2 separate regions of the Homo sapiens genome follow, and region 2 is linked to region 1. The links are chromatin loops, found by intact Hi-C in ENCODE. Cell type or tissue: B cell. All regions are shown on one strand. Each heading gives the region's core, and the rest is flanking DNA. Links, peaks and the distances in the headings are about the cores only.

Region 1 (2,907 bases), core at 213-2,712:
GCAAAGTCACACACAGGGCTGGGGGCAGCATTGTTTCTCCGCTTTCTTTCTTTTTTTTCTTTTGAGACGGAGTCTAACTCTGTCACACAGGCTGGAGTGCAGTGGCATGATCTCGGCTCACCGCAACCTTGGCCTCCTGGGTTCAAGCGATTCTCCTGCCTCAGCCTCCTGAGTAGGTGGGATTACAGGCACGTGCCACCACACCTGGCTAATTTTTGTATTTTTAGTAGATACGGGGTTTCGCCATATTGGCCAGGCTGGTCTTGAACTCCTGACCTCAGGTGATCCACCCGCCTCGGCCTCCCAAAGCTGGGATTACAGTCGTGAGCCACCACACCCGGCCGTTTCTCCATTTTCTACGGGAGACATGTTTTCCACATGTTTGGACCGTCCTTTGGGGATAACTGTGAGTGAGCATCTCACTTGAGAACCTCCCTCACATCCTCCACGTACTTCGCCCACGGTGGGGAGGTGGGGAGGTGGGCCCAGCAGCCTGTGGCCTCGGTGTGCTTGCTGCACATGGAGTGGACCCCATGTGGCCTCCTCCAGTGAGCCTCCAGGCTTGGGATGGGCCAGGTGCTGGAGCAAGTCCATTCCAGAGCTTGGTTCTTTTAAAAATTTCTATAATATATATACATATATTTTATAGACAGAGTCTTGCTCTGTTGCCCAGGCTGGAGTGCAGTGGCACGATCATAGCTCACTGCAACTTTGAACTCCTGGGCTTAAAGGATCCTCCTCCCTTAGCCTGCCAAGTAGCTGGCAGCTAATTAAAAAAAAAAAAGGGTGTTTTTAAAAAAAAAAAAAAATTGATTGGGGGGATCTCACTATGTTGCCCAGGCTGGTCTCGAGCCCCTGGCCTCAAGCCATCCTCTCGCCTCAGGCTCCCAAAGTGCTGGGCTTACAGAGTGAGCCACCGTGCTGGCCAGAGCCTGGTTCTTAGTGGGCCAGTCAGGGAATTTCAATGAAAAGTAAGGAGCCAAAGAAAGAAGACAAGGAAGTTGAAATAGGTCGGGGCTGAGATAATCCTTAGAGATCAACATCTCGGGTCTCAGTTGTTTATCTAAACCGAGCTGAATTCCAACCCCCACCCACACCTCCTGCATCTTCCCGGGGCTCTCAGCTTTGCTTTTTCAGAACGGTTTTCATTGTGTGTGTTGCCGCTGGCTGGATGTGAGGGTGAGTGATTTTACCGTAGCATCAAGTGTAGCCCAGAGCAACAGATGAACTCCGGAACAGAGTCATTTCCTGGATTCTGCCCTCTGGGTTCTAGATGCTTCCTGACAGTTCCGTTTCTTGACGTGCAGTTGCCGAGTCAAAGGCTGTGTTGTTGAATTCATTGCTACGCATCCCAGGTTTGCCCTCTCAGAAAACTGCACTGCCAGACAGTCTCAGCAACGGTTGGTGGACAGTCTCTACTGTTTTGCCAAAGCTTGGATGTGATGAGGCTTTGCCAATCTGACCTCCATGCTGACCGGCTCCTGCACGTGCTGGTGAGGCCGAACGCTCCTGCTAGCGCTGCCTGCACACCTGGGACTCACTTTCAGCGAATTGTCTGGCTGTGCCTTTGTCCATTTTTTGCTGATTTATAAATCAAGGATTTTAAAGCCACATGTTTGTGGCAGTTATTGTCCCAGCATTTTGTTTTATCCATATGCTTTTCTTGATATACAGGTGGCTTTCATTTGCAGAGGTCATTATTTCCTCCCTCTTATGGTTTGGTTTTTGCATTTGCCTCTGTGGGGTAGGTTAAGAAAGTTGTGGATTTGAATCCTTGTTCGATAGCTACGTAACTCTGGGGAATGTACTTAATCTCTCTGAGCCTCAATTTTCTCATCCGTAAAATGGGGATAACAATATCCACCTCCCTGGTTTGTTGGTGTGTATGGAAAAACTCTCTCAAACTGCGTTTTTCCTCTTTCACTCCACCACCACCTCCACAATCATCAACACAGAAGACGTCTGCAATAAAAGGCGTGGGGGTTTCCCCACACATTAAGCAGTGGGCCCCAGCTGGGTGTTCAATTCTAACACTGTCCACCTGGAGATAGCACCAGATCCCACTGGGTGGGGGGCTCAGTCCCCACGACTGCCACCCACCCCAGACACCAGTCATAAGCCTGGGCCTCTCGAACTTCTGACGGATGGGCTTCAAGTTGGGGTTCCCATGACCTCCTCTCTGTGTTGATCAATTTGCTGGAGCAGCTCACTGAACTCAGGGAAATAACTATGTTTGCTGGCTTATTGTAAAGGATGTTACAAAGGACACAGATGAAGAGATGCGTAGTGCGAAGTATGGGGGAAGGGGCAGGGAGCTTCCAAGCCCTCCCTGGACACATCATCCTCTGGGAACCTCCACAAAGTCAGCTCTCCACGGCTCCCTGAACCCAGTCCTCTTGGGTTTTTATGGAAGCTTCATGTTGACAGAATTCCTTCCCGCATGGTATGAGGCGGGACCCTCCCAGGGGAGGCTGTTAAGACCTACAGTCAGAAAAGTGAGGGAAGGTTAGAGTCCTGCCTTGTGGCAGGAAAAAGGAAGGCGAGAGGGTCAGAGAGGTTCTGTTACCTGAGGGTGGCGCCCAGGATTAGCACATCCAACATTATAACAGAAAACTGTAACAAGGGCTAAGTGGAGCTATGAGCCAGAAACTGTGGATGAAAAAATATATACATATATATATATATGAACATCAGAGTTGGTCATTTTATAATTTACATAAACACTGGGCAGGGAGTGTAATAAGCACTTAATAAATGATACCTTTCCATATTCCTTGATTTTAAGTCAACAAATGTGATGTGGTTCATCAGCTACTATTTAGATATCTTGAGAAAGACAGAAGACCTCAAGACGCAGGTCCTGTTCTTGAAGGAAAGGAGAAGAGAACCCTTGTCTGGGGAGCATGC
Region 2 (2,907 bases), core at 257-2,756, 97 kb before region 1:
GTACGGTGATAAGAGATCTAAAAATACACGAGGAAGCACAAGTATGACCCCCAGGGCCTCCGAAACAAATGGCTAAAAAGACAGCCAGGCTCTCCCAGCCACATTAATGCCAGCCCCACAGCCTGCTGTGGAGCCCAAGTCTATGGGGGCACCTCCCTGGGAGCCCCATCTGCCAGGCACCCAGCCCACAGGCCAGCTGGGGAGATAGGCACCAAAGTGACCCTTCTCCCCCTGCAGGGTCTTTTCTGGGCTGCATGGACCCATGCGTGACATCTCGGGAGCCAGGCTGGAGAGGCCTGCAGAAGACTGCGTGAAGAAGTCACCATCCCCATCCCGAGCCACAGATAAAAGCACATGTTAGGAGGTGCTTTGCAAAGGGACCCCACGGCATGCAGAGGGCCCTGAGGGGCTCTAGTTCTAGACAGAACCACACAGCAGAAACGGCTTCTACCGGGGCAGGGCACACAGGGCAGTGAGGTAAACAGTCTAACCCATGCCTGTTCTTCCAGGGCTCCCCATGGGCCTCCCGCTCAGAGCCCCAGAGATTCCCAGCTATAAGAAGACAGTCACCCAAAGATAATGGCCGTCCCTTCTTCCGGGTCAGGGAACTCAGGGACAGCCCGGCTCAGGCTGGGGGCTCAGGCCAAGGAGAACCAGAGAGAGAAGAAGTTATTGACCAGGACACAAGGAGAAACCCCAGCGGAGCGCAGAGTGGAGAGCCCTCCCGCACGCCCTCCTGGCCTAGCCCACATGTGCTTCCATCCTCGCATGGCCTCAGCCTGCGCTGGAGGTGTTGTAGGCAGTGGGAGTACTGCCTAAGGGTGGGGACAGCCCAACACCCTGAACCCCAATTCCAGTGACGTCTGGGGCTCTAGCAGCTCTAATGGCATTTGTATCCTTCTTGTGGCTCCTACCAGAAGATCATCATGTGGTCTCCTCAAAGAACAGAAACACAACCAACACTGGTGGGGCAGGGGCCCTGACTGCTGGCAAAGGGACAGCAGGTGCTGCGGGAGGCTCGCTGGGCAGCTTGCTTCAAAAGCCCCACACTCCTTCAGGGGATCCTGGCACTGCTCATACATTTCCTGAGCATTGAAGCTTTTCTGGGATTCCAGCCTAGTGTAGAATTACAGATCCCAGGGCCTCTCACCCTACAGTCACAGGAAATGTTCTTACTCTGCTTTTAAACTCTGTGGTGATACCCTAGGGGTCCAGAATTCTACACAGAAGCTGGAAGGGGTTTATGAGCCACAACTTTAGGGCAGGCAGTTCCTGAGAAATACTCTGACGTCACTCCTTCCACCCAGGCTGAGAAGGCCCTGCAGCCTGGAAAGCACCGCATGTGAACCAGAGGCGGCTCCCACCTCCCCCCGCAGAGCCCAGGGGAGACCCAGGGCATACAGCTCATGTGCAGATTCGTGGCTGCCATGCCCGCCGTTTGCCAGGAGCCTGTTAGCGCATATTAGGGACACCCAGTGGGCCAATGGACAGAGGACTGGACCATGAACAGCAGCTCTCCTCAGATGTCAGATGGAAATGACGCCCCACGGGGCTGTTCAGGGAGAGAAGCCGTTTGCCAGCTGTAAAGCACTCTGCAAACAGGAGGAAGTTCTCCTATTAATTACACACATTCATTTTCGCCTCCAGGTTTTAGCGTCAAGCAGAGAAGTGAAAAAGCAGCAGCATTATTTTTCTAGGCCCCATGATACATCACCAGTCTAGTTTATAACCTTTTTGGAAAAGTGTTAAGGATGTAATTCAAGTTCACTCACGTGAATGTGACAGGAATATGATGCAGCCGAAGCCTGAAGTGGCCACAAAGGCCAGTTTGTTCACAGACAAGCAGGGGCCTCGGTCCTTGTGCGATTCTTCCCCTGAGCTAAGAAGGAATCAAGCTCCTGGAGGGGCCGTGGTGTACCCAGGCTGTGACACGGGATCCCTTTCCTGAGCCACTTTGCTATAGGAAGTAGCCACAGCCACCAACTTTTGTTTTCTCTGCAAACCCCCCAACCCTCAGATGCAGTGGCCTCTAAAGTTTGCTATTCACAGCAACCAAGTGGGCCGGGTGATGTTCTCCTGCACAGACGTGGACAAGAACGGACGGCACAAGGCTAGCACCTCCGCAACGCAAGGGAGGCTCACCTCGGTTCCGTGTACCCACCACCCCATGTCCCCCAGAGGCGATGTGCACTGTATCTCAGTTCCAAAAGAAATGCTCATGTGGGCAATCTCACGAAGTCCCCCAGGAACCACAAAGAGCCTTCCCTACGGCCATGACTGTGAGAACGATCGTTACCAGGCACAGGGCACTCTGGGGTGGCAGCTGGCAGTGGCGGAAGTGTTGACTTAGAGGGCATTTTGGAAATGTTGGGGGGACTGGGATGTCAAAAAGATTGGGAAGAAGCTAAGGGTATTGGGGCGGGGGGGCAGGGCCAGGTCGGCCAACCATCCCGCATTCAGACACGCCTGCGATGGGAAGAACTTTTCCCTTGACTGCTCAGGAAGATAGAAAAACCACTGTTTTGGCCGGGTGCGGTGGCTCACGCCTGTAATCCCAGCACTTTGGGAGGCCGAGGCAGGCGGATCATCTGAGGTCAGGAGTTCAAGACCAGTCTGACCAACATAGTGAAATCCCATCTCTACTAAAAATACAAAATTAGCCGGGCATGGTGGCGCATGCCTATAATCCCAGCTACTCAGGAGGCTGAGGCAGGAGAATCACTTGAACCCGGGAGGCGGAGGTTGTAGTGAGCCGAGATCTCACCATTGCACTCCAGCCTGGGCGACAGAGCGAAATTCCATCTCAAAAAAAAAGAAAAAAAAAAAAAAGAAAAGAAAAACCACTATTTTTAATTTTTGGATTTACAAACTGATTGCAACTTACATATAAACTCAAAATATGTTTTA

What was found. A loop is a pair of places that touch in the nucleus more often than their neighbours do. Peaks named below come from ENCODE experiments on the same cell type or tissue, not always from the same donor. Only the 100,000 strongest peaks of a DNase experiment are listed, where the experiment ranks them.
Region 2: it touches region 1 in a loop (2.4-fold over the local background); 10 of 110 quality-filtered maps call a loop at or near these places.

Annotation. Positions count from the first base shown.
Region 1 is chr2:237,602,159-237,605,065 of GRCh38, reverse strand. No RefSeq gene overlaps it. Among named protein-coding and RNA genes, the nearest start is that of RAB17-DT, 12 kb to the right of the region's middle. RefSeq lists a silencer at 638-818 and an enhancer at 470-973. In B cell, for the core only: no CTCF peak of the experiment used is centred there; a DNase peak (open chromatin) is centred at 1,245; H3K4me3 peaks cover 1,287 bases; H3K27ac peaks cover 1,447 bases.
Region 2 is chr2:237,699,269-237,702,175 of GRCh38, reverse strand. The region is part of intron 1 of LRRFIP1 (LRR binding FLII interacting protein 1); the gene reads right to left. Among named protein-coding and RNA genes, the nearest start is that of LRRFIP1, 73 kb to the right of the region's middle. RefSeq lists enhancers at 1,667-1,716, 1,727-1,776. In B cell, for the core only: no CTCF peak of the experiment used is centred there; a DNase peak (open chromatin) is centred at 1,345; H3K27ac peaks cover 2,015 bases.